Regions from separate parts of the Homo sapiens genome. Here region 1 is linked to region 2. A link is an interaction called in ENCODE POLR2A ChIA-PET data of the cell type or tissue named here. Cell type or tissue: GM12878. All regions are shown on one strand. Each heading gives the region's core, and the rest is flanking DNA. Links, peaks and the distances in the headings are about the cores only. Region 1 holds the start of LNCARSR (lncRNA regulator of Akt signaling associated with HCC and RCC). Region 2 overlaps TLE4 (TLE family member 4, transcriptional corepressor).

Region 1 (14,239 bases), core at 3,692-6,191, 140 kb after region 2:
CGTTAGTGGAAAACTATTCTTCTTAATGATATCCCTTTCCTCAGTGGATGACTCGGTGACTTAATGTCCAACCTAGCACGTTCTGTGAACCTCCTTCCGTTCTGGCCACTGTAGTGAGCTGGTGCAAAGGAAGGCTATGGTGGTCTTCACCTGCCTCTAATTTCATACTAAAAACCCAGAGCCAAAGTTCACAGAATGTTTCAATTCGGCAAATATTTTCGCCTCCATCCCCAAAATAAGAGGACAGAGAAGTCCTTTTGACAGTTTTCTGAACCTCTGCTGTTCCATACCTAGCCACATGTGACTGTTAAGCACTTGAAATGTGTCCAATTCAAAATGAGATGTGCTGTAAGTACACATATATGTGGCATTTTGAAAAAATTAATGTGAAAAAACTGCAGCTCAATAATTTATAATTATGTCAAAATTGTGATATTTTGAATAACTCAATTAAAAATATTAGTAAAATTAATTTTGTCTGTTTCTATTTATTTATTGTATTGATGGGGGTCTTCCTGTGTTGCCTAGGCTGGCCTCAAACTCTGAAGCTCAAGCTATCCTCCTGCCTGAGCCTCCAGTGTTGTTGGGACTGCAGGCACACACTTTTTTTTTTTTTTTTTTTTTTTTTTGAGACAGAGTTTCGCTCTTGTTGCCCAGGCTGGAGTGCAATGGCACGATCTCGGCTCACCGCAACCTCCGCCTCCTGGGTTCAAGCGATTCTCCTTCCTCAGCCTCCCGAGTAGCTAGGATTACAGGCATGCGCCACCACACCCAGCTAATTTTTTGTATTTTTAGTAGAGACGGGGTTTCTCCATGTTGGTCAGGCTGGTCTTGAACTCCTGACCTCAGGTGATCCGTCCGCCTCGGCCTCCCAAAGTGCTTGGATTACAGGCGTGAGCCACCGTGCCCAGCCTCTTTTTACTTTTTTAACTTTGTTCCTAGAAGATTTTAAATTATGAGGCTTACATATTTCCATTAGACAGCCCTGCCCTGAAACCTTCCCAAGAATCAAAAGTGAGAAGACTTTAGTGATACAATTTGCACACGAGGACAGCGAAGTTTCTAAGAACACCAGCAACAACCATGTTTTATTCTAAGGTTGGTTAGTTGCTTGCTCCCACTAGAGCTTTTCAATGGTTTGTGAAATCACCCACAGTGCCTCTGTAGGAAGTTCCATGTTCTCTATTTTAGCCAGAATGTTAGCAAGTTCCATGAGAACAGGGACCTGGTTGTGTTCACAGTTGCACTCCAAACTCCCCAAATTATGTCTGCCATCACTGTCTGGTAGTTGGTGCTCAGTAAATATTTGTTGATGGCATTAATGAATGAATACCTCATTGCATCCTTATAGGAAGTTTCCACATCATTTGGGTCATATTTATTGAAATTCTGTGCAGTTTTCTCTCAGGACAGGAAACGAGAATTCTAAGAATAGAACCCGAAGAACTATTGAAAGGGTCAGTGGACAAAGAGGAAACTTTGCTCTGTTAGGAAATATCAGATCACTTATAGCAAGGATCTTTCCCCTAATCTCTCTCGATGGTTTGTGTCAACAGGAAAGTGGCTAGAGAAGTCAAGATGTTTCTTTATTTTTTAAGTTCTGTATTAAAATATAGCCCTTGGATGTGTTTCACATTTTGGCCACGTGGCAGAGCTATGTAACTCACCTCAATGTCTCAGAAAGATGCAAATGCAGCAACTGGCGGCCCAGCCCTAGCCGTAACACAGACTGTAAGTGGGGCTCATGGCCACTTTTTCTCCTTTTCTCTGCTGTGCTTCTCTCATTGCACTTCTCGCTAACTGTTGAGCCAAGCTATGATGTTATCTGGAGGCCTGTCTTATCCCTACCACAGAGTGGGGGGTAGGTGGGGTGTTCCAGAGTTTTCATGTGGGAGGCACTTGGCAGCAACTTTCATGTTAAAAGCTAGGCCTGAAAGCTCCAATCTTGAAGTGACATATGCCAAGCATGCTTTTCACTTTGGTTAGATGTAAATCATTTATTTATTACTTCACCAAATATTTATTAAACCTACTATGTGCCAGAATATGGGGATTTCACAATAAAAGTGGCTATTATTAATATGTTGCCTCTTAGCTCCAAATTCATCCTCATTGCCTGCCTAGTGAAACTGAATCTGAGCCCTTTAAATATTTTCCAGCTGTTAAAAAAGCTAGGTCAATAGAAGGCGCTGGAGAGACATTGCAGGAGGAAAGGGTTTGGTTTCCTGGTTCCTGGCTCTGGTTGCATACTGGGCAGGTTCCTACAGCACAGGTAGCAAGCAGCAGCACCCAGCAGCCAGCAGCTTCCTCCAGAAGCCCCTTAGGTGGCTTTGGAGCAAGTGCCTCTAATGAGTCACCTCCCTCAGCAGCTTTCCTTGGAACCCCAGAGAATGGATTTCCAACGAGTTCTGGAATGTGGATTTCTAGCAAGTTCCAGAAGGCAGAATTCTAGCAGGGCTCTCCTGCTATTCAGAAAGTTACAACTGTGCCCTCTCCAGCAAAGTCTGGATCTCAGCCAGCCCTAAGAGTGTGTCTGTGTCTTGGAGGAGCTCTTTTTGAGATGCTGTATCTCAGCCCTAGGGTTAGTAAGTAGCTGTTCCTTATATCTCTATTTCTGTATTATTTAGAGCTCTCTTTACCTCTTACCAATCTCCCTTTGATCCAATTCCCTGTTATAGGTAATAATTTTTTATATTGAACTTTCCTTGTTGAAATTACTGTTTTTCTCTCTTGATCGGATCCCGATTGATACAGTAAACAACATAAGCAAAGTGTCTTTCTTGCTGGAGCTTACATTCTGATGGGGGGAGATAGACAAACAGTTGCATAATATGAAGGAGTGACAGGAGTAGTAGAACTAGTTCAGATGGGAGTTCATAGAAGCCTTCTTGGAGGAGGTGACATTTAAGCAGAAGCCTGAATGCCTAGAAAGAGTCAGCCAAAGCAAAAATCACTGAGAAGCAAATTTCAGGTGGATTCAAAAGCCTCATTTGAGGAAGTGTTGGTGAATGTGAGCATTTTTTAAAGACTGGTACATGCTAGACACAGAGTAATATAAGATTAGGTCATGGCTACATCACTGGGTTCTGGTCACATTGAACTTCTTATGCCTAATAAAAGCTTTCATTTTCTACTCTGATTATAATAGCCATTGTGGAGGGAGAAAGGCTCGTAAGCAGGGAGTGACAAGATCATTACAAATATCAACTTGGTATAAGGTGCCCACGTTCATACTTGACCTAAGATTAAGAAAGTACCCTTTGTCATATTAAAGAATTATCAATTGTTTTTAATTGGGGGCAGCTGATAAAGAGTACAGAAGCACATATGCTGCCCTTCCCACACACATCCTTTGGTACTGCCACTACCTCACCCCCACTAATGAGTGATGGGTCCATTTTAATTTGGAAAGAGGATGCCTATGCAAGTTTGAATGTCAAGCTCTGCATTGAATATATAGCTAGAACAGCAATGATCATAGAGAATCAAGGACATGCACATCCATTTCTAGATCTGCAATTGACTTGCTCAGAAACCATCCTCCCATCTATGTTAAGATAGAGAGAACTGGACAGAAAACTCATTATTGAAAAAGATTCAGGACATCAATGCTAAAGAGAGTGACAAATTTCTTAACTTGTCTGGTTAGGTAGAGGTTTGTTGCCAGCTGCCTCAATGTTTAGTGGTGAAGACTGCCAAGCTATCTTTGTGTTGGGATGTCCCTTCTTATCTTGATGGATAAAAGGAATGTAGGTACCCGTTGCCTTTTTGTGGGGAGGGAACTTGGCTTGGGAGTGCAGTGGACAAATTTGCATAGGTACTAAGGAGGCTTCTGGGACAAAATAACTGTCCTTATTGAAACGCTACATTATTTGAATGCTTTGAGATTATCCCTAATTAAGTCTGCAGGCAAGAAGGAGCACTGAAGCTTTCTCTTCCCTCCCGGAGATTATGGTGCAGACACAGTGGTGTATGTGGGAGGGGCTATCTAGAACGCAGCTGAAGTCAACAGGAGAATGGACCAGTGACCCAAATTCACTAGCTGCAATACAGAGGCAGGAAGTATGGATCTTTCTCATTCGGAAATAACTCTTTATTGAAGATACAAATCTCCTTTTGGATTAGACATCCTGGCATTAATGGGGTGCTTCGGGATAAATAGCTGAGTGTGTGAGGAAGATAAGGCTGCATAGCACTTTTATAGGCACACCTTATGTCAACAATGGAGCTGAGGGAGACCCTGACTTCTTGCTAGTCTGAACAGTTGTCTTGAATAGTTAAAAAGAGCTGTGAACTTATTTATACTCTATAACAGAGATCATATCTAAGAAATACACTACTAAAAATGACTCCCTTACTTGAGGAACGCTCACATTGTCTTTAATTTTCTAGAATCTAGAAGGGATCTTTAACAGCTGCTTCTGTTTCATTCCCCTGCCTTTAAGCAAACAAGATATTATTATCCCCACTTTAAAGATTAATCAACTGAGGCTCAGAAATAAGTCACTTGCCCAAGGTTATATGGCTTGTAAGTACTGAAGCAGAGATCAGAACTCTTGTCTCCTACCTCCTGATTTAATACCTTGCATAAACCTGAATTCCACAAATGAGTATTCAATTAAAGTATGTAATTTGAGCACTATCCAACTCACCTGCCTGGTTTACTCCTTTTCAAGCAGATGTTTTATTGCAAAAATGGGGGCAGAGGGTGAATCAGGGAGATGACTGTGTTGCAGCTGCCACTGTGCAAAGGCTGAAACTGAGAATTACCATGGCTGCAGGAAGCATGGCTCACTCCCTTCAGCCTCCGACCTCAGAGTGTCTGAAGGCTCAGTAAGGAAGTTCCAAAGAGATGCACAGTGCTGAAGCCCTAGTCCTTTTACTTTCAACTAACAGCAGGGTTCACACCTATGCAGCTGCTCTTGCCGTGCCTTTCCACAGGCTCCCACTCTTGCTAACTATCACAACAGCCTATAGGGCAGACATTACAGGAGAAAATCTGCGCATTTCCTTTCTGAAATGAGTGGTGCGGGAATGGGGTAGGTGTAGGAAAGTGTAAGTAAACATCTTACTGCTTTGTACAAGAAAATAATTCATAAGAGTCTAGTATTATTTTTATTTATTTATTTTTTGAGATGGGGTCTCACTCTGTTTGCTCAGGCTGGAGTCCAGTGGCGTGATCTCAGCTCACCGCAACCTCCACCTCCCTGGCTCAAGCGATTTTCCCATCTCAGCCTCCCAGATAGCTGGGACTGCAGGTGCAGGCCACCACACCTGGCTAATTTTTTGTATTTTTGGTAGAGATGAGATTTCACCATGTTGCCCATGCTGGTCTCTAACTCCTGAGCTCAAGCCATCTAACCACCTCAGCCTCCCAAAGCTCTGGTATTACAGACATGAGCCACCACGCTTGGCTGGAAAGTCTAGTATTATTTTCATTAGAACTGGGGGTCAATTCACGGTCTACCATGATCTGGCTAACTTTGGGTAACCCCTTTAACCTTTCTGGTCTCATCTATGTTGTGTTTTATCCTTAAGGGAGGTAAGTATGATCTCTAAACCCCTTTCCCCTAAATGCAAACATTTGCTGCTCTAAAAAATGTTGTATTTTATCATCTCAGAGTTGGTCATATGGAATGGATTTTGAATTAGGATCATCTGCTGAGGTTGATTATATTTTCCTTACCCCTTTTTAATACTTCTGAAAAAATTATCTCTTGCAATGAAGATTATTTGGGGGAAAGTGGCTGCAGACGCATTTGTTGAAAATTGATTAGTTGTCTCATAAAATGATCTAAACTGTAAGGAACTATATTCTTAATGCTACTATGTGGGCTCCTACTGCTATAATTCAATTCAGGACTTGTCCTCAATATTATGTAGCCCGGAACAATTCTGGTAAATCACATGACTTCCTTTAATAGCAATCCTTGTAAAATAGTGTGAGTGAGCCATCATTCACAGTGTAATATCTAGTCCAGTGCACTACTACTTTTCAAAAAGACAATGATATTCTGAGAAATTTTCATTCATGGGGACACCCTCTGCTTCTGCTCCTTGCTTTTATATAGAACAAAATTTGAATGCTTTTATTATAGGTTTTTATTAAATATGTCTGCAAGAAAGACCATTTGATACCTTATTTTTATATGAACCCCGAGTGTTTACATAGTGTTGTTACATATTATTACCTCTGGTACTATGTAAAGGTACCAGCAGAGAAGCAGAATGGGTATTATAATCCCCATTTTACAGACTAGGAAACTAGGTTCACAGAAACCAATGGCCTCTTGAAGATTATACAAGTAGTAAAGCAAACAAGTTGGGAATCAAACTTGACTTTTCAAATTCCACTTTTTTTCTATTCTACTAGAGCTGACTTTTTTTTTTTTTTTTTTTTTTTAGACAAAGTCTCCCTTTGTCACCCAGGCTGGCATGCAATGGTGGGATCTCAGCTGCAACCTCTGCCTCCCAGGTTCAAGCAATTTTCGTGTCTCAGCCACCTGAGTAGCTGGGATTACAGGCGTGACCACCAGGCCTGGCTAACTTTTATATCTTTGATAGAGACGGGGTTTTGCTATGTTGACCAGGCTGGTCTAGAACTCCTGACCTCAAGTGATCCACCTCCCTCAGCCTCCCAAAGTGCTGGGATTACAGGTGAGAGCCAGGGCGCCCAGCCTAGAGCTGCCTTTTAATGCCTTACAATGATTATTATGCTTTGTGCTTTACAAAGTGCTTCCACATGCCTTTTCCTTCCTTCCAAAACCTTGTTGGATGGGGAGAGCAGGTGGTGGTGTGACCATCTTAAAAATTTGAAAACTGTAACTCGGAGAACAGTGACTGGCCTGGCTCAGAGTTGGTGTGTATGTATCAATACAGGTACACACCAACTCTACAATCTAAGTGTGTATGTATAGAAAGGTGTTATCAGTATAACCCATATGTCAGGAAATGGATGCCCTCATCTCCAGCCTCTGCTGGATTCCTTGTTTTTATAGCTTTAGACAAGAATGACTCACCATCAACCCAAGTACAATAAGAAGTTCAACATCCTTCTCAGTAGCTCCAGGGATTGCTGTGGGAGTACCTCTGTTTCTCTGTCATTTCTTGTTTCTGATGAAAGCTTGATCTCCCTTCTATGCCCCCTGCTCATCTGTCCATTTTCCACACCAGACTACCCTTTGGGACATCCCGTACTCTTCTGAAGTACCGTGACCCAAGCCATGTGTGAATGCCTTTACTGAAGTTTTGGGGGATGGAGGGAGTTAATGAGTCAGACGGGCACACACTGAAAGTGGAATAACAACCATCCCCATCCCTTGGTTATATCTGCCCCTTTGAAATGCTCAGTAGCAGAGGCCACTCAGTCACCATTCAGTCTAGCAATTCTCCTTCCCTCATCTACTCTCACCTCATAGAAAATCTATGATTAGCATGATTGGCATACTTTTCCCCCGTACAGCTGCTACTGTGTAGTGTTTTTATAGCTTAGGGTAGATTTCTGAATCTGACTAATTTTTGCAACATCTATATGAAAGAGAGAAATGCAAAAATAACTCGCCATTCCCAATTTGTAATCCAGACTGAGGCACCTTTTATAATTTTTCCAGTGAGAAATTAAAGAGAAATTACAGTTTTTAAAAGGAAAGTCATTCTGAAAATAATCTTATAATCTCCAGGAATGACTTTCATCAAGGACTTAAAAGCAATAAAGAACTTTTTCCTTTATAAGGTTAAGAAATTTGGTCCTTATGCTTTCTTGAAAGGAAACAGTTTATTTTTAAATCCTTAGAGGAACTTATATTCTTTGAAATTTTTAACATGTGATTAATCATTCGGAAAATTATTTATTATGATCGCAATTTTCATATATAAATATATTTTCATAAGACATTGAAAATGTGAATGAATTGTCAGATATTTATTGCAAATTAAATTTGGAAACATTTTTATAACATTTACATTGCTGGCCAGCAATCCTTCTCTAACAACTTGCTCTGAAAACAGTAAACATGTGAATCATGTTGTAAAAATTAGATTCAGAGATCTCCTCTAACCTATAAAAACTATAATAATGGCCAGGTGCGGTGGCTTACACCTGTAATCCCAGCACTTTGGGAGGCCGAGGCAGGCAGATCATGAGATCAGGAGATGGAGACCATCCTGGCTAACATGGTGAAACCCCATCTTTCCTAAAAATACAAACAATTAGCCGGGCATGGTGGTGGACGCCTGTAGTCCCAGCTACTCAGGAGGCTGAGGCAGGAGAATGGCGTGAACCTGGGAGGCAGAGCTTGCAGTGAGCCAAGATCGCACCACTGCACTCCAGCCTGGGTGACAGAGGGAGACTCTATCTGAAAAAAAAAAAAAAAAACTATAATAACTGTACTGGGCAAAAAGTATGGTTAACTGTACATTTTCTATCAGTTCTAGAGCAGGATGTTTAAAATACCTGAACACAACCACATTTAACACTTAGCTTTTGAAAATTTGAGAGAACTTTAGATTTTTGATGAATGAGGGATGTTAGTCACATACATTTTTGAATTATTTATGCAATGCTTAGGAAAATGTATAATCAAAGTTGCATCAAAGTAAGTTTAATTAAATTTTTATTATCTGTAAAGCTACTGCATACACAACTAGAACTTTACTAATTATTAAAACCAAATATATACAAAGTCATAGCTTAGGGAGGAAGAATTGGCAAATAGAGTACTAACTAGTAATTCAACTGAATATTTAAATATATAAAGGGATGTATAATTTTGTTTTTGATATTATAAATATAAAGACTTAGAGTACTGGAAAGTCTCTAATATGAATCTTGCCTCACCAAGCTCTCTTATATCCTGGAAAGGACTTATATTTATTCCACAGCTAGGTTCTGTAATCAACCCCATTGGTAGCTAACATTTATTGAGTGTGCCACACATCCTAATATAAATGATTGAATACAATCCCATAATCTCCATCTCATCTTCTTTTTAAAGGTGAATCCATGGAGCCTCAGGTTCCCTAACTTGTCTAAGTTCAGCCAACCAGCAAATTCAAACCCAGGACTTTTTTTCCTCTGGAAGGGTTTGTTTTGTTTGCTGTTTTCCAAGCTGCCTTCACATCAGAAAGAAATGATATTTAGATACATAATTTTGATATGAAATGTGTTTTGCTTTCTTCATTTTGTTTTCAGGGAATAAGTTGTGGTTAATAATATATTTTATACATCTATGTTGCAAAATCTTTAGAAGAATTTTGATGTGAATTAGTAAGTCAACAAAATGGTTGCTAAATTTATATTTCCTCCATTGAACAAGGTTAAATTCTAATTCATTTGGAATTGTTTTCATGTTCTGATGAATAATCAAATGGCCTATTCTTTAAGACCACCTTTTTACTTTTAATTCTCAGCAGAGAAATAATCACTAAAATTAGTGTTTAAAATATAGAACTAGGAAACATACTTAAATAACTTTCCAAAGCCTATAGTTACCATGATACCCTGGGAACTTAGAAATAGTTTAAGTTTCAGGCATGGTAACATGCAAAAAATATTCAATCATAAAGGAAGATATCTTGACTAGCAGACACACACACACACGCGCACACACACACACACACACACAGCCCTGTGTGTGTCAGCAATTGATTTCATAGATAATTTCCTGTCCACTGATGACTGCCCCCAAATCTTTCTTTAAGGGCAAGGGAAAACTGAGAGTACTTAATAATATAGCTTAATTAGCTGTATTTCTTATATTTACACTAATAATGTTCTGATATACTTGTTTTGATAAGATTAGAAAACAAGCAAAGCTAGTACAAGGCACTATATTGTTTGAGAAGATCTTTGATACATTTTAGCTTCACTGTTCCATAAAGATTCTTTTTTCTCAGTAGGCTTCACTTGAGATAGTCTAATATAAAAAAGAATATAATATTCATAACTTTTTTTTTGCTAACAAACTTAGATTTATGAGAGACAAACATCAGAGATATCAAAATTTCATGTCAGAGTTGAGAACAGAAATAAGCCGAATTCAACTTTTGTTTTCTGAAGCCCTGCTGAATACATTGTCTGGATTGTACCACAGAATGCTGAAAGCAAAACACGGGTGGGTCTATCAAACAATCCCTGACTCTGTTTATAACAACTGAAGCTGTGCCTTTCATATCGGATTCCCATCAGAAAGGGCAGGGGGGAGGAAGAGATAAGCTCATCAGTGAAATAGTATCCTTTAACAACAACCAGTTACTTCCTGCAATCAAAACCATGCTAGCATGTGGCTTGTTCAAATAAAAATTACTGGACTGGAGCCAAACAAGGAAAAAGTAATTGATAATGTGGTTTTTCAGAAACCATCCATCCATCAAATGTGTCAGTCCTTCATAATACTTTATTTCCCTTCTGAACAAAGATCTTTAAAATTCATTGTGTGCACTTAAAAACAAAGTGTCCTTGTGCTGGTTTATAAAGATTCTCTTTTAGTTTGGGTTTGTTTTGTTATTTGATTACATTCCCTCCCATCCTGCATTTTTTTTCTCCCAGATAGTTGCTGGAAATTTCTGCCATTCTTAAACAAAGCATCTTTGTGCTGTATCAGCTTGCATTTTCCTTGGATTGTGTTTGGATGATGCCTTTTCACTGACTTCAGCACTGGAGTATTGTAGCCATAGCCTTAGTAAGTAGAGTGTAACAAACAGATTCACCAGCCCTTTTTGTGTGTTGCATCCTATTAATCGCTGGTGAGAAACACTTCTTGGAGTAAGGCACAGGGCCTATTACAAATAGAAGAAAAAACGGGTGAGGAAATATTGGATCATACTTGCAACTAGAGAAAGCCATTAATAGTCATCATAAAAAGAAATGTCCCCCTTCTAGTAATTCCTCCAATACATATGACAATCTTATAACTAAAACTTTTTATTTATTATAGGATTCTAAAGATCAGTTTGCAAAACTGATAGTACGTTAGCTCACCAGCGGTTTCCAAAAGCAACATCTATAAAGTAAATTTCAGCAACATTCACTCATTTCTCCTCTTTATGACTTCCATATTAAAGCTGGGCTTACTAGAGATTTGATGCTACACACATACACACACACACACACACACATTTTGCCCAGATATGAGCAAGATCTTGTCCATATCTTGCCATATCTTGCCCATATCTTGTCCAGATATGGGCAAGATCACACCTCAAAATGCATAAAGAGATATTAGTTTCCCAAAAATTATATTTTAAATTATAGTTCTACGATTAAAACACTGAAAATATGAGAAATAATGAAGCTTTGGTGAAGAAGAAATGCCACGTGATTGAGACTTTTTTCACTTCTTTCAGCTACCTCTTTTATAAGTCAACACAATCATATTATGATTTCTTTTGAATACTTCTAGCGCTATCAACTATTGACCTGCCAAATACTTTAGAATTGTAGTTAGATTTCGTCTTCAGTGTCTTAGCACATGCTACCAAGGAGCCAGGCCCTTAGGAGATAGTTATTCCTGGGAGGCAGCTAAATCCTGGCCAGAGAAGCCACTCGTGTTACCTCACCAGGCATCTCAGGAAAGTTTCTTTTTAAAGAATGCCAGGAAGAAAAAGTTTCAGTAACAGCACAAAACCTCTATATTACAAGTCCTGCTTCTGAAATTTCTCTTTTGGCCTGCCCCAAATTAATACTAAAAAAGTTACATTCATACCAAGATAATAATAACAATTTTTATTTGTACCTTTTTTTGCCTACGAGATGTTACTACTAGAATACCAAAAAGAAACAAATGTTCACTCCTCATCCAAAGATTGCAACACAAAGAAATACAAAGTATATAAGGCTTCAGGGTTATTTTTGGTGGGACAGATATTATTCATTTGGAAATAGCAAAGATATCAAGTACTAAGTCATCATTCCTGGTGAGTTCCTTGAAAACAAGACCTAATTTAGCTTTTTTTTGTGTGAGAAATTACAAGAAAGTCAATGATACAAATTATATTTTCAAAGGTACTCACAAAAAAGAACTAGAAAAACACATATAAATATTTTCATCCTTTGTTTTTCAGCTAGAATTTGCTGTATGTCAAATTTGTCCATTGTTTCACAGTAGGTCTTGTGAGAAGATAAAAATGAAACAGAATAACTTTTTTTTGTAATATTTTAATGTGCTTTGACTTTGTTTTGTATTTTCTCAAACTGAACTTTTCCCTATTCTGCCAGAGACATCTGAAAAACATGCCTCAGAGAATTTTTGGATTGTTATAGATATGGTTCAAAATGAAAAAAAGACCTAATATTCAATTTTTGATATTCAAAAGGGGATTATGTCACAAGTCAACCTATTGTTGAAAGCCAGGCTTTGTCAAAACAGAAATAACTTTCCAGAATAATCATATTGTGACATCAAGAGCTAGGCATGAGGCTGGGAGTGGTGGCTCATGCCTGTAATCCCAGCACTTTGGGAGGCTGAGGCGGGTGGATCACCTTAGGTCAGGAGTTCGAGACCAGCCTGGCCAACACGGTGAAACCCCGTCTCTACTAAAAATACAAAAAATTAGCCAGGTTTTGGGGTGAGTGCCTGTGATCCCAGCTACTCCGGAGGCTGAGATAGAAGAATTGCTTGAATTCAGGAGGCGGAGGTTACAGTGAGCCCAGGTCACACCATTGCACTCCAGCCTGGGCAACAAAAACAAAACTCCATCTCAAAAGAAATAGAGCTAGGCATGGGTGACTAGATAATGATTTCTTCCATGGAGAGGAGAAGCTAGGCAGTGAAGCTTGCTACCCTGGGATAGCAGAAGGATATAATGATAGGAAATGAAAAACCCCAGACTTATTCCTCTTGGTCTGAGGGTTGTGGGAGGAGAGGAAGGATAGTAGTGGTTAGGCTACCATCTTTTCTCTTGGGGCCAATGTTCCTTGGGTAGACATGTATATCAGAAACATAAATCATTTAACTGATTTAATAAATATCTTTTCACGCTTTTCCATATCTGAAATCAGGATGCATCAGGATGTGTCACAGCTTTCTGGGCATTATTATTAGGTTATTATTATGTTATATTATTAGTAGTAGGAGTAGTACATAGAACAATGGTATATCTCAACACCAATGGCATCTTAGAGTCAACGAAATGTGTTAGGTTGAGGAGAAAGGGGAAGAGAGTGGCGTCTGTGCTCCTTTCCATCTAGGACTCTGTCCTCACAGACTGCTCTCAGCAACCAGGAAGGCCATATGAAAGTAAACCCACATGTCGCCCAGGGTGAGGTAGAAAGTGGACCTCCTCCATCATTTTCTGCTTCTCCATAGCATGAATGAACTCTAGAATATCCAAGGAGGGTCTGGAAAGCTCAAGGAGAGTTAGGTAAGAACCTTCTAGGAGGAGGGCAGTCACTGTGTTAGGGGCAGCAATTGAGGACTGCCTGGCAGAGTGGCTGGGCCTGGATCTCCTGGGAGTCCTGCACCAGCAAGGGTGAACATGGGACTAAGTCACCAGGGAGGTGACCAGCTCTAGATCAAGCTGAAAAAGAAAACTGGCCATGACCTACACTAGTCCCAGGCTCTAGGACCAGGTCCCAGCAGAACCTTCTGGAAAGAAAGCAACCTTCTGTGGTCATTAGTTTCCCAGCTCATGGGTCTTCTGCAGTAGACCTCATGAGAATCCAGGGTGGACTCTGCTGTTCTGAGGACCCTGTCTCCCAACTACTACACAGAGCCACCCAAGCCCCGCCTCTTCAAATGGACACAGGAGATGTCTTGGGGAAGAACATGGAGCAAACTCACAAATCTGAAAGACTGAGCATTTCTTCCAAAATAAGCTGAGTGTTAGGTAGAAAAACTGCCAAAATTAATGAAGAAGATGAAATTTCCTGGGGTGTTAAAATAAGTTTAGCTGTTTCTTTTTTCTTGCTGCCCAGTTAGGTGTTTATCAACTAATAGAAAAATGAAAGAAACTAGTTTCTATCAATATCTGATTAGTAATATAAGTGAATGTGTAATGAAGACACTGCCCTCGAGAAGTCTAGAATCTAAAGTGATAACATGAGAACATACATAAATATAAGTTACCTTTAACACAAATGTCTATGAGAAGTAGACCAACTATCTATGTCTTTGAGAGATAGACCAATTATGCATAAATAGCAAATTGTGATTCTATGATCTGTATTGTAATAGTAACGGTGTTTTATTGGAACCAAAGGATACTGTCATTATTAGGATGATTACTTGTGTAGTAGGAGTGT
Region 2 (15,159 bases), core at 8,908-11,407:
TTGATTTAGCAATTAGGAGGTCATGAAGACTAAATCTTAAAGGAAGAGAAAGAAAGATTATTCCAAGTTTAGATGGTGTTATACATTCTTAATGATAATTTATTAGAAAAGCCATCTCATTCTCTAGTCTAGAATCACTAAATGGTTATTAAAGAGCACTGAGATTTCAAATAGTTAAGAAACCAGGCACACAATTTCCTTCAAGGCCTTCAACAGGACAGCCTTCACCTCAACAACAACCACTCTGTGAGCACCTACTATGTTCCTGGCAAGAGTCCTTTCAAAGAGTCCAAATGAATTCCAAGAGCCTGCTTTCATTAATGACATTAATGTGGCCCTCTGTTTGCTATTAGTATACATAGAAGGCACTCAGAACTGGAAATAATAAAGCTCTAGTACATACTTATTATCAGATTTCGATAAACTCTTTGACTGTAACTAGCAAATACTCCTGGAAGGTATGAGGGAAGTCAACATTGCTAGGAATCAGAGAAACCGAGGCGCAAAGGGCTACTCTGTTTCTAACTAATTTAATGCACAATGTGTTAAGTACCTCCCATCCATATACTCTGACGCAAACGTCATGCTAAGGATACAAAACTAGGTAATGCACCTGGTCTTGCCCACAAGTGACTAACAATCTAGTTAGCATGATGAGAGAAAAGTACAGAAATGACAATATCAGGTCACATTCTAATGGAAAGTATTCTGAAGTGTTTTGAAAAGGAAAGAAAGTTTATGTTGGATGAGAGACAGACATGGTAATAGAGATGGGTTTTTAAAGAATGAAAAGATACCATCGAGTAAAGAGAAAGATGGAAAAAATATTCCAGATAGCAAGAATAGCAGAGAGCAAAAGTTCCAAAAGGATGAGGTAAAATGAGCTGGGAAATCCTTGAATTGGTTTTAATCCAGGAATTCATTCAATAATAACTACACAGTAGGTGGATGGAGGAACTGGCCAAGCATAGTCTGAAAAAACATACCAGATCTATATCTCTATATAATTAAAATCAATGTAATGCTATAAAAGGGAAGGACCAGAATGCCAGCCTGAGACCTTCCCAGAATTGACTGAAGAGATTTTTGAGGGATAAAGGGAGTGTGCCATTACTGGGCAAAGCTATTCATAAAATAAACTTGGTAGCAAGGAGTAGGATGGACAGGAGGAATTAAAAACAATTATTCCTGTTGGGCGCGGTAGCTCAGGCCTGTAATCCCAGCACTTTGGGAGGCCGAGGGGAATGGATCACTTGAGGTCAGGAGTTCGGAGACCAGTCAGTGAAACCTCATGTCTACTAAAAATACATAAAAATTAGCCAGGTGTGGTGGCGCATGTGCCTGTAATCCCAGCTACTTGGGAGGCCGAGGCATGTGAATCATTTGAACCCAGGAGGCAGAGGTTGCAGTGAGCTGAGATTGAGCCACTACACTCCAGCGTGGGTGACAGACCGAGACTCTCTCTCAAACAACAACAACAACAACAACAACAACAAACAACAACAATTATTCCAACAATTTAAGTAAGAGGTACTGGGGGTCCTGAACCAGGCAAGGGCAAGGATGACAAGTTAGAAGGTACAATGGATATAAAATCCTGTAGGACTAAATTGACGAGATCTGAGGAGGAGCTAGAGTAACTGAGTTTCTGAGCTCAGGAAAAAAGAAACATGGTACTTGTAGTTAACAAAAAAAGGGCAAACTGGGAAGAGGACCTAATTTACAAAAGTACTTTCTGAATATAATGAATTTGTGGTGCAAGTAACATACACCCAAGATCCCTAGCTAAGATGCCCAACAAATAACTAGAAATACAGGGCTGGAGGGAGAGGGTGCAGGGAGTCAGAGAAATAGAGTGACCTGACCTCCTCTCAACACGAACACACACACCACAGGTTAAGCTGCTACGAGCAGAGTGGCTCTCCAACAAACATGGCGATGAGAATAAGAGACAGTTGAAGAAAATGCTAGGCTTGGACTCTCTGACATAACTACACTTTAAACAATCCAGACACATGCAATTTGCTTTTTTAAAAACATGTGTGTCAAACTTGTTATATATGGATTATCATCTTGACAAAGACCCAGCATATTTAAAGAAGGTCACTGGCTTTCCCACCTTCCCCTCATTCTCCTCTCTGAGGCCCAGTTCTGTTATGCTGTGCTCATCTCTCACGCGCACAGTACCTTCTCCACATTTCCAATGTGTCACAAGATGGGCTTCGACCTTGAGGTCACAATGAGAGGTCTGGTTATTGTATTTTACATTGAAATACGATAGAAAATTCTGTTCTAAGTAGCATACAGACCAGTGAGTTAGCCAACAAATACTCGTTGAAGGTTTTTACTATGTATCAGGCATTATTCTCATTTGAAAATCTTGCTTTATAAAAATAAATCAATGCAAAAGAGTCAGATTTCTGAATTGTGAGCAGCCTATAATCCACTAACGTGAGATCTTTTATTTTTGCTGTGTTCACATGTCACATCTCATACAATTAGTACCGTGATGTTAATCAAATAGTTATACACTAGCCATAGAAGTCTCATTTGAGTAGCAGGTGAAGGAGAAGGGCCATTTTTGGCTTATGTTGAAATTAAACTATGCTGTTATTCCAACTACATATGAAGTAGAACCTCTGCTAATTCACCTGAGCAGACAAGAGGATTCAATGTGAATTATACAATAAACACCATTTTATTAATTTGGAACATGCATTTAATTATAATTTCTGATCATATCTAGCAATTCATTGTGTGAAATAATTAGAACAGAGACACATAACTTTTATAAGTCTTTCTGGAGAAAGGTAGTTACATTGTGGGTATGTATGGTGGAGGAAGACTTTAGGTGATTTTTTATTTTATTTTCTAGCACACTTAAAAAAGTTTTGTCTTGAAAAATATGCACAAGACAACATTGCACAATTCAGTATCTTATGATCTGGAGAGCCACATAACTGTTATATTCATTTCTGCTGTAAAAATCTATAATAAAAGTATATTATCTCTGTATGCATATAAGTGAATGTAACTTTATACGTCTTCATGCTCTGTTACATAAAGACACACCAATGACCCATCTTCTTGGGTCACTTCTGCCCCTAAAACACAATGTACCTCCTACTACATAAGTAGCTGAAAAATGAATAATATGCTGGGACAAAGCTGAAAGGGAAATAATGCTGGGGTTGACTAAACAGCCACCATGTAACAAATGTGGCACTGAATGAACACACAACATATTATCTTACTTCCTATCTTCACATCCTTCTTGTTGAGGAGGGGCCATCCCTGATTCATGAATGAGCTGATTGAAGCTCACAAAGAAATTGTGCATAAAGCCACTCTTCTCAGTGGTTCAACTGGCAGAGTCTAAATTCAAACTTGGATCTGTCACACTCCCAAAACCATACTCTGTTGACTGCACCACATGCTTTTTAGTAGTGTCATTTTCCTGGTAAAGTGTCATTTGCCAACTGCAGTAGATGTGACTCTGTCACTCTCATAAACAAAAATTCTCAACAATCCTCCAATCCATTAACCCACCCTAAAGGATCTTAAACATTTAAACATTTTATAACATCGAAAGTTAAAACTGATGAAGGGAAGTCAGCCCAAGACTCAGAAGCACCATCTGAGTCAGAGCAGCTGTGATTCCACAGTGGTTTAACTGGTCCAAATCCCTTAGCCAAGGTGTTTCCTTAAAGACACTTACACCCCTTGCCCCTCGAAGCAGCAGCTGAGGCAAGAAGCATCATCTCATTTGCTCTAGTGGTTATGCTGTAGCTCTGGGTACAACTGTTGGTTACCTAAGAAGTAACCAAAAAAAAGGGATAGTACTTCTTCCCTAAAGGAACCCTTCCACTTTCCCCACAAGTTCATATGGAACTTGTAGGTATCTGAGTCATTATTTGATTAATTGTATAACCTTGTTATTTAGCATTGCTTGAAATAGACCCAACTTTCACCTTCAAATACATCAAAGTTTCTTGGTCAATAAGACTTGTTAGTCAACAACTATTTGCAAAACACACACAGGTACACAGAATTTTATGGTAATTGATATTTATACCTTCAACTCTTGAGGAACTCTAATTTGTCTTTTCTCCCCTATTAATCAGCCAAATATTTACCAAGCAACTTGGCTGTGGAGCCAGCACTGTGCTTGATACAACAAAGGAAGGTTAGGATAGAGTCTGTAGAGAAGTATTAATATGCTACAAAAGGAAGAACTGAGATTTGGATTCCTCAGATGGAAAGTAAAGAAAGGGTCTAGGTTAGGCAACACTGAAGGGATGTGGGGAGAAGAGGGCACGCAATTAACACCAGGGTGAAAACTAAGTGCCCGAGTGTGTGGGAGTGAATAAACAAGCAATGGGAGGTCCGAGAAGAAAGAAATCAGCACATATCCATTCCCTGAATAAATCCATACCGTGAGCACCACTATGAACCAGGTACCATTCTAGGCAGTGAGACTGCTTCTATAACTGAATAGCAGAAAGTTCTGTTCTGTTTTCATGGAACTTATAGTCAAGAGGGAGAGGCAGATAATGGCTATAAAAAAGCATTAAAAAGGTAGTAGAAGAGGAAAGAATAGGGAGGAAGGGAAAGAGGGATAATAGGGTTGTCAGGGCAGAACGCTCTGACATAATGACATCTTAGATAACTAAATGAGACACTAAGCCACAGAAAGTTTTGCAGGAAGAAGGACAGTAAGGACAAAATACCTCAAGGCAGGCAAGCTACCAGGGAAGCCTCTGGGAGAAGGCGCCTTGAGCTGCTACTGAGGGTCAGGTCTGGATAGCCCTGGAGACTGGGGAGGCAGCACATACACGGCATGTGTAGTGACAGAGGGGATGCCCACAGAAAGAGTGATGAGAAAAATGCACACACACAGGTGACTAACAAGGCAAGGAGGATCTGCGGGGGAGGCTTCCCAAAGGAGAAGCGAGAGAAAGCAGCCAGCTGGGATTTTAAAGAAACAGCCAGTGCTACTTTATAGTAAAATCTTTGTTTCTGGGAAGATGAAGCCAATTAGCAGAGACAACTGTGATTAGGTAGTAATAAAAAGGTGCATTAGATTAAAATAAAGTATTTGGAATGAGATCCGTTCAGAGAAGGCTAGAACAACTGGTGTGTTGTGTTTTGTCTTTCCTAACTCAAGGAATCTGTGAATACAGAGGCTCCAGATGCCCAGAGCACGGTATAAGAAGCCAACTAAGCAAGTCACCTTTTCTGAAAACAGAACTAAGCATAAGAGTGCCCTTATTTCCTTTCAGCCTTTGAGGTTTGGCATGTCTTTTCCCAACATATTCAAATTTTGAACATTCAGGTTTGCACATAATAATCAGACTTTTGGAACAAAGAATTGCCTTGAAATCTGCAACAGATGTAGAGAAGACCTGACTACTGGAGATGCCTCTGCAATTTGCATTTACATATTAAAGCTCAAAATTTTACAATGCAAAACCCCACTTCATTACTTCTCTTCTTGTGCTAAGAGAAAATGAAAAATACCTTGCAAGGTAAAAAAATACAAGTCATGGGAACTCCCCCAACACTGTCTAGTGGTATTCTAAGTCTACGGGGCCAGCAAGGGACCTGAGTTTGACACACAATGAGCACAGAGGCAAAAAGGTACTCACGGTTTTCCTCCTGGAATGCCTGTCAGGTTTGGAGGTATTGCTGGCACACGCATGTGATGGTGTGGATCAAATCCCACCTAGAATTTTTCCCAAGCAAACAACAGAAATAAGCACAGTTACATTTGACTTGTTTTATCCTTCTCAAAATCTATTCTAAAACCTGGGAGAATAGATCCTTTAAAAATAAGGTTTTAGAGATATATACAGAAGTATTTATTGGTGAAATGATAACCAATGTTTAGGATTTAATGGTAACATACTTGGGGGTGGAACACAGATTAAAAAATTATACTAATGATTATTGAAGCTCATGGTAGAACCAAAGAGTCATTACATTCATTATACTATGTGATCTAATTCTGTAGGTTTGAAGTTTCCAAAATTAGTATCATTTTGGAAAATTTAAAATTAGTATTCTTTTAAAAAGACATATAAAATAAAAAAGAAACTTCTTCACCTTACAAAAGAAAATGGACCTCAAGATTATAATCACATGTAGCTTAACTTATAAATACCCACAGATCTCTAAATACCTTAGATTATATAAATTACATTAAAAAATAGATAGGCCAGGCATGGTGACTCATGCTTGTAATCCTAGCAATTTGGGAGGCTGTGGCAGGCAGATCATATGAGGCCAGGAGTTCGAGACCAGACTGGGCAACATGGTGAAACCCTGCCTCTACAGAAAATTTTAAAAATTAGCTGGGCATGGTGGCGCATGCTGTTTTTTCGAGCTACTTGAGAGGCTGAGGTGGGAGGATCGCTTAAGCCCAGGAGGCAGAGGCTGCAGTGAGCCAAGATCATGCCACTGCACTCCAGGCTGGGTGACAGAGCGAGACCCTGTCGCAATCAATCAAGCATGACAATCCTCCGTGTGCTAAAATATTATTTGTGAAGCTCACAAACGCACCACTGGTGATCTCCCATAGGCAGCAGCAGCAGCGGCGGCGGCAGCAGCTGCGCTCATCTGAGGGGAGATGTTGTGGAGCCCAGCGTAGGCCGCTCCGGGGCTGGTCAGCTCTCCGTTCATTCCAGCATGGGGCACAATCCCAAATGGAGTTGGATATGGACAAGGTACTGCCATTGGGGTCCTTAGGCTTGAGGCTGCAAACCAAAATGGATGGAAGAAAAATGAAGAACACAGGAAACAACAGTGAAGACATTTGTAAACATGTCACAAAATAGAATCTATGGTTCAAATGAGCTTATTTTAATATTCTCAAAAGTCATTCAAGCCTTCAGAATTCACTCATTCACTTTGTTCTATTGAACACTTACCATGTGCCAGACAAGGTTGGTCCCAGGTGCTCGGTTCAGGTTAAGTAACTTTGTCTAACAGCCATTCAATGCTGGTCATTAGCACTTTTAATGTACTGTACTCCTTAAATTGCTTTAAATTCTTAAAAACGAGCATAAAAATATAGAAAAAACTTTTTTCTTACTAACCCAAAGGGTCAACTCCTGGTGGTTTTCCAGGTACAGGCCTCAATCCGGGAGTAGAGTTACTGCCTGGGGTGGGCGCATCAGTTCGTGGAGTAGGGGTATTGGACTTTGAGACGGGAGTAGTAGATTTTTCATTCTAACAAGATGAAATGACATATACCAGCAATTAGAACATGGTTTTAACAATGACGTTAAACAGTAAAAAGGTAAAGAAAAGGAAAGGAGGAAAAGAAATGGAAGAGGTTCTTCAGCTTGGGCCTTGATTTTCTTTAATAGAAAAGTTAACAAAGAAACAAAAGAGTTCCTTGAGACAGCAGACCTAATATTTGGGAAGACATAAACTGAAGCTGAATTTAGAGGAGAGCAGCTCATTTCTAGGAAATTGGTCTGAGTCAGATGAGGCTCACAAACCAGGATGTCCTAACTGTGGCCACTTGCTGGTGACTTTGGTAAAGACTGGGGTAACTGTGGGCTCCTGGCAGATTGTTCATGTCACAAGAGGCTTCCTGGTGAACAGGTCACATTAGAAAACACATCCAAGCTTGAATTGTCATAGAGACTAAGCAGAGAGCAGGTGCCATTAAAAGAAGGCCAGAAGGCCAAGAGAAAATAAAATTTAAAAAAACAACACCAACAATCTAGCCCGTCGCACTTATCCCCCCTAATTTGCAGACCAAGTGAGGAATTTCCTTTCCTTTAGCTGTGAATTCCAGAGGTTATTAGAAAACTGAATTTGTCTTTTTATTCTTTTTTTAAATGTTATGTTACAAGGAAATAACTGGTGAGGAAAAAAGACACACCACACAAAGTTGCAATTAACTACACAGCCACAGAAGAATAGGGTGCAGGGAGATTATCCTGATGGGTGAGCAGTTCATTTTTGCATTTGTGATTTGTGATGTAAGTCAAGATAGACTTTTGTAAATGAGAGATTACTTTTTAGATAGGAAGGGAAAATTATTGCCGTCATATGTAGCTTGGTAATTCAAACAAAGCTAGCAACAAAATCACATTCAAGCCCCAAACTAAATTTACCATAAACCACAGGCGACAAAACCATCTCTGTAACCCCAATGTGCATTGTTCATCTTCGCTAAGACGTGTTTCACTCAATTTCCCCATATCCCTCTTCTATCCTTGCAAAAAGAATCATAAAATAAACACTCATCACCAACAAGTTAGTAAACTTATTCTGCTCTACATACTTTTGCCAATTAAACTTAAATACCGAACATATATACATTTGGAAATAAAAGTCCTGTTAAAAATGTGAGAAATATAAAGATAAAAACATCAAATTCAAACATCAAATTGGCAGAGGCCACACTCAGAGAGATGGTAAGGAGCTGCTTACAAGGCTAAGTTCTTTGGATTTGGAGGAGGGAGTACTGCTGGAAGATGCAATAGAGGCTGGACTAATCGGGGCATCTTTCTTGAGCAGGCGTGTCTTGTCTAGGCCATTCTCTCTGGGGGAATGTGCTGGGCTCCCTCGAGGGGAAGATGGATCCTACAAAGGAACATCGTGGACAGTAATGCAAGCACAGCACATTTATAATGCTGGGGTTGTTGGGTGTGGACATTTCTAGCCAAAAGCATTTAATGCATGCTTAGAAGCACAAATGTGCTAGAACAGATAACAATACTCACTGAAACTACTAACGAAAATATTCAGTATTGAGGGCCCCAAAATTATAGTATTTATAGTACTTATTTAAAACCCAAAGAAAAATCAAAACCCCACCCATCTGCAAATTGCACGTCAATGAGACCTGCAGGCTGACCACAGAGATCTGGTGTGCCTTCACTGCAGTAGAGAATGACACCTTATTCTTAATAGAATAAGAACAATGAAAAAAAAAAAGATCAATAACATATAAAATCAGTAGTACATAATTTTTATGTAAATAAAAAGTGGGTCCCTTTAGAAATCAAGAATATGTTTTGGGCCAGGTGCAGTGGCTCACACCTGTAATCCTAGCCCAGGAGTTTGAGCCCAGCCTAGGTAACATAATGAGACCCCATCTCCACAAAAAATTTAAATATGAGCCAAGCGTGGTGGCACGTGCCTGTAGTTCCAGCTACTCGGGAGGCTGAACAGGGAGAATCACTTTAGCGTAGGAGTTCAAGGCTGCAGTGAACTGTGGTCACAATACTGTACTCTAGCCAGGGCAAGAGAACAAGACCCTGCCTCAAAAAACAACAACAATAACAAAACGACAAACCTCAAGATATTTTGGATACTAATTGTTTGGGCAACTAGTCTTTGATATGGCTGGGCAAGTGCAAAAAATTAAAGTAGCCACAAACATACCTCATTGGAAACGTCAACCACCAAGTTGTCATCACTTTTCTCACCATCGCTGTCCTGCATTGACAAGTGAGAAGCATTATCTTCTCCCCTCACAAAACATACCACATTTACCCTAAGTAAGTCCAGACTAATTCCTCATATCTTATAAAGATGAGCTGTACCAAACAGTGTTAAATACTTGACAATGTCCTATTTTCTTTAATCCTCATGATGATGCTATGGAGGTGGGTAATATATTTTTCAGATTATGAGACTGATGCACTACCCACTGCACCAAGAGGGTGACCTGATTACATTTTTCAGTTACAAACTTGAAGCTGATGGTTGGCTTATTACTCTAGAGTAGAGGCTGCAAACTGACAGGCCCAGGCTAAATCCGGCCTACAGATAGGTGTGGTCTGGTTTGTTGGTATTTTAAAAAACTGCATATTGGGAGGTAAAAATCCAGATTTCCAGCTTTTCATGAGGCCTGCGGCCCTGTAGGACACCAGCAGGGAAGCAGAGCAGGGGCCGCCTGCCTCCACACTGCTCCATCCAGCTTGCTCCCCCATCTCACTCCTGTGACCTGCCCAGCCACTAAAGGAAAATGAGCTTCATTCCAGGCTAGGGATGATCTTGGATGTCTCTCCATGTTTTATTCCACAACATTTGGTATATCCTTCAGCACATGAATCCATCTAGGCATTTAAACACATTTTTTATGATTTTATATTTTTCTGCTTAACAATTCCAGCTAACCACAGAAAATCCAACCACTCTGAAATGAATGGGGAAGCAAATACACCTATAGAAACAATAATATGGATCATCCAGGTCTTCTGTTAGCTGCCCAATGAAGCATTCTATCCTCACATGCATCTGTACACACACAGGACTTCAGCTAGCCAATGGCTACAGAGCTATAAATACAATAAATGTTTTTTGTCTCCTAAAGGATGTTATCCTGTGTTCCTGTGTTGGCTGGTAATAGTCAAAGGGTAAAATGGCTGCAGATAAAAAGGCAAGCTGGCCTCCCCTAACACAAAGGTGAATGAACTTACATAACGAGCTGCAATTTCCTTTTCTTCAGTTTTCTGCTTTTTGCTCTCTGAGGAGTAGTCTGCGGAGTTTCTGTGCTTCTCAGCACCTCGGAAACTGGCTGATGGGGATACTGAAGAGCTCTGGAATTAGAAGGAGAGGAAGCATGGTTGAGAAATTATCATCTATTTAGCCGAGTGATTTTTAAGTCACTTGAGACTTTCTTTTCTTTTTATTCTTTAGCATATACTTGCAAAGCTGTTAAGAGGAGATAGGAGAAAGCGGAGGAGACGAAAGGAAGAAAACAGGGATATAAAGGGAAAGACAAGTAGCAAAAGACAAGGGGGAAAGATAATGGGAAAGAAAGAAAAAACGAGAAGAGGCAGAGAGATGGGACAGAGGGAGGAGAGGAAATAAAAAGGGTGGCAGGAATTAGTGTAAACTCAAAACAGAATGGGTTTGGTTTTACGGATATATTGTACTGTTGAAGTGCCTTTAGAAACTTGGGAAAGGGGCTGGGCATGGTGATTCACACCTGTAATCCCAGTACTTTGGGAAGCCAAGGCGGGCAGATCACAAGGTCAGGAGGTCGAGACCATCCTGGCCAACATGGTGAAACCCCATCTCCACTAAAAAGACAAAACAAATTAGCTGGGCATGGTGGCGTGCCTGCAGTCCCAGCTACTCAGGAGGCTGAGGCAGGAGAACTGCTTGAACCCGGGAGGCAGATGCTGCAGTGAGCCAAGATGGCGCCACTGCATTCCAGCCTGGGCGACAGAGTGAAACTCTGTCTCAAAAAAAAGAAAGAAAGTTGGGAAAGGAAGCATATATGAGAAAAAAGGGAAGGAGAAAAAGCCAGGTTTTTTTGTTTGTTTGTTTTGTTTTGTTTTTAAAGTTTGCTGGCTAATGGGAAGCCAGCATTTCAAGCTTCTATAGAAAAACTATAAAGTAGAGCTTTTAAGAGGTAATTAGTAAGTCAATGAAAAAAAAAGGGGGGAAAGTAATTTTGGGGGATTTGAGCAACCAAAGATGGCAGTCATGTGACATATAGGTCATATTTATGAAGTTTTGCTCAGCGCCATATGTTAGGGCCTGGAAGATACAGAGTGGCAGGAAAAACACCACCTGCAGAAATGCGTATTATTCCTTTCTCACTCCTATAGTTTTCATGAACCCACACCTTTCAATGTCTGGAAACCTAGGAATGCCACTGGGGCCAGGGAATGGAGAAAGATGCTCCATGCCTCTTGGGACCACACTTAGGCTCAGCCTGTATGCTTCACCTCTGCTTTCAAGGAGCTCTCAACTGGAGAAGTCTCCTATACACACAAGAGACGTGGGTGACAAGACCTGAAGCAGAGAATGACTCTATCTGCCATGAAGGTCAGGTGGTTATTGGGCACATTTAGATAATATGAGAGCTTAAAATCATGGATGAAGAAGTGAAAAAAGTGCCAATGAAAACTGGAACAATCTTAACAACTGCCTAGTGACTAAGCTTCAGACAGACCAAAGAAAAGATCTAAATGCAGGTGAGGTGGGAGAGCGGGAGCTGGACTGAGGGCTGCGCTATGCTGCTGAGTGGTGAATGGCAAAAACCTGAGTAACACAGTCCCTTGGCAGGGCACCAGGGCAGGGCTCCCAAGTGTGAATGACCCTAACCCAGGGTAACAAAGGGCTGATCTTGGAGAGTAGTAGAAAGAATATCTGAAAATCTCTATGGAAAAAAAGTTATAGGAAGAACAATCACCACTGGAACGTCTCTGTCTGGCATGCAAATCAATTCAGAAAACTGGTCAGGAAAGCTCTTCCTCATTTATAAATTTATTTCATATAAGACTAACTCTTTGAACGGGTTTTTTTTTTTGCTTTATCTTAGTCTGTTGGTAATAACTGATGTTTATAAAAACATACAACATTTACGAGGCCCTTTTAATTAACTATGAGAGAAAGTGTGTTACCCAGAACTTTTGGGTCTATGTTCCATTTTATTTCCACTGAGCCTTAATGTCACAATCTCTTTTGTGGCATTTCTGAACTTCCAAAGCACATTGTTAAGAAGATTGATGGTCTTTCTTCATACCTGTGGTGATGGCAACTCTTTATTACAAGCTCCAAAGATGTGCAGGTGGGAGTTTGGTGGGGGAGAGAGATGGGACCAGTGAGTGGGTGCCCACTGGGCGGGCTGGGGACCTCTAAATCCGTCCCTGCTGTGCCAGCCCCTCTTGAGGTTTTATATGAATACTCTAGCCCTAGACCTATCAAACGTTCAGCCTTAAACTTAGTGGCAGAAAAGACTGCAGGCATTATTCAGTAAGGCTGAAGATTGACACAAAACATTACGAGCCAAACGATTTTTTAAAGTGGACTACTTCTTGACTTTTGTGTATCTCTGCTGAGTTCCAAACCTCACTCCCAAGCCATGAGACTTGGGTCAACACTTCTGCTTTGCTTTCACACAACCCAATGCACTCAGTAGGTTTTCATGACCACTGAAACCATGCATGCAATCATCATCTGTGGGTTACTATCTACCATACTTCATGCCTCAATCCCGTTTCTAGTTTTCCCCTCTCCAGTCTATCCACCTCACTTCTGGAATTCATACTTCCCAAAGAGAGGTTCAGCCTGTTTTAACTCCTCTTTTAAAAGGACAGTTTCCTACTGTTCACAGGGGGAAAAAAATTCCAAATTTCTGAGTATGGCTGTTTTCCAAAGTCCTCACTCCACACCCCAATCCAGAGTCCTGGCCTTGTATCCTACATCAGCACTATAAGCCAGTGTTCCCCTGGGCTCTGTGTATTTTCGTTGCACCTGTAGCCTTTTTTCCTGGCTTATGGCAATGACTATTTTCTCAAGATCTATCTTTTGAAATCCCCCACTATCCTTAAGAATCAGCTCTAATGTCACCTTTCAAAGCTTCCTCAGATGCTGTCAGGCAGAATTAATCATTCATTCCTCTTTGTTCCCTTAACATTTTGTTCCTCCAATGAGTAAAGCACTCACAACAAATTTATTGCTGTGTTTACAAGGCCACTTCCCACTTTAGGCTGTGGGTTCCCTGAGGGTGGGGCACCTAGCATCATGAGCAGAAGGGAACTGCCCAGAAATATTTCTCAACACAAATGGCTGAACATCCCCTCTGCACGCCTCAATCTCACTCCAAATCTCTTATGATACATTCCTTTTCTGAGCATCACTAGGATGAACAATTCCATGGGAGACCATTCACTAGAGTAAGATTTGTGTTGTGGTGCCCTTGGAATCGGTAATATGGCAATTCAGCCCCTTCCTCACCTTTGCTCCTTTACTTACCTTTAGATGCACTAAATCTGGCTAATTTCATATTTTACAAAAAGAAGAAAAATGGAGTATATATATCTTTTATTAACAATTCTCTGATTCTGCTATATTCTATTGAAAGTTATTTCCACATTGTTTAAGAGGAAAAATTTCTAAACAAAACAATTTCTTAAAAATACTAAAAGGTAATGCCTATTTAGATTTAGATTTTATGTTCATTTATTGGCTCATATGTACAACCAAATACTTTATATTTTTCTTAAGCTAGCTGTTTCCGGTTTTGCAGGCAGCGTTGTATTTTTGAAGTTGACTGTAGAACAGAGTTACATGTTGGAGTTTCTTGGTAGAATGATAAAGTAGTTAATTATCACTAGCATTTAAAGGTTAAGCTGCACAGTGGGCACTGGGGCAATCAGCAATGTTCTAATAACATAATTACTCTGGAATCAAATTGGACTTGGCACAGACTCTCATCATGAATCTTGTAAGTCCACCATTCTGCCACAGGAATGCCACTTGGATCTTTGCTAGGCATGTGAATAAGAGGAATTAAATAAATACCGATAAAGTCATGCTTTTACTAGAAAAGCTTTTTATTTTATTATTTTTTATTTCTCTATTATTATTTTAAAAGCTCAATTTAGATATTTCTCAAGTTTACTACATAAGAAACTTACTGAAGCTGCATTGTGACCCTATAAATCTACAAATTTAGAAGGATTAAACACAAGTCTTTCTCACTACAGTTTGAGTGTGCGTGTGTGTGTGTATGTGTGTGTGTATCTCAGCAAATCTGTTATGATTGGAGAGTCACGGTCACAAGCAATGGCTGATCCAGAGAAAGCAAAATACCCTGAATGTGAATGTTTAGTAAAGCTCTGGATTTTAAAAGTAAACACTTATGCTGGGATATTTAAAAAGAACAGGGTAGATCTGTTTAAGAAAAAGAGCAGGAAAACAAGGAGAAACCAAGAAAAAAATACTAAAGGATTAAAAGACTTATTACATGGAAACCCCAATTGCTTTGGTAGCAAAAGGTAAGCTTTAAAAAGCTATAATCAGGTTCTAATTTCACTATGAGAAGATTCTAGTTCCTAGATTAAAGACCATCCCAGACTTTACTAGGGCTGTTGACCAAGTCAGATGGAAAACTGACACCTCCAGCAACTTGAAAGGGAAGGCCCCACCCCTCCACCTTTACTCCTCTGCCACCTCAAGATCAAAGATGACAATGTATGAGAAAGACTTCTATAAAGTAACTTCCCCCTCCAAAAGAAGATGCTGTTGTTATAATTAGCTAATTTTAATAACAGGGAGCACAGATTTTAATAGCAGGCAAGAGCATCTCTCTGGAGTCAGACTGCCTGGTGTGAGTCTAGAGTCTTCACTTAATAGCCGTAAGGGATGTTGCTTAGTCTCAGCCTCTCTTTAGTC

Evidence for each region. Peaks named below come from ENCODE experiments on the same cell type or tissue, not always from the same donor. Only the 100,000 strongest peaks of a DNase experiment are listed, where the experiment ranks them.
Region 1: POLR2A ChIA-PET joins it to region 2 with 5 read pairs; 13 of 35 experiments call an interaction of 5 or more read pairs at or near these places.

The regions. Positions count from the first base shown.
Region 1 is chr9:79,555,974-79,570,212 of GRCh38, reverse strand. It overlaps LNCARSR (lncRNA regulator of Akt signaling associated with HCC and RCC), which reads left to right and starts at 2,261. Exons shown (of 3, transcript NR_184113.1): 1 at 2,261-2,581. In GM12878, for the core only: no CTCF peak of the experiment used is centred there; a DNase peak (open chromatin) is centred at 4,762.
Region 2 is chr9:79,700,189-79,715,347 of GRCh38, reverse strand. TLE4 (TLE family member 4, transcriptional corepressor) reads right to left here. Exons shown (of 20, transcript NM_007005.6): 9 at 10,446-10,565; 10 at 9,406-9,459; 11 at 8,449-8,601; 12 at 7,098-7,230; 13 at 6,562-6,755; 14 at 5,649-5,725. Among named protein-coding and RNA genes, the nearest start is that of LINC01507, 120 kb to the left of the region's middle. In GM12878, for the core only: no CTCF peak of the experiment used is centred there; no DNase peak of the experiment used is centred there.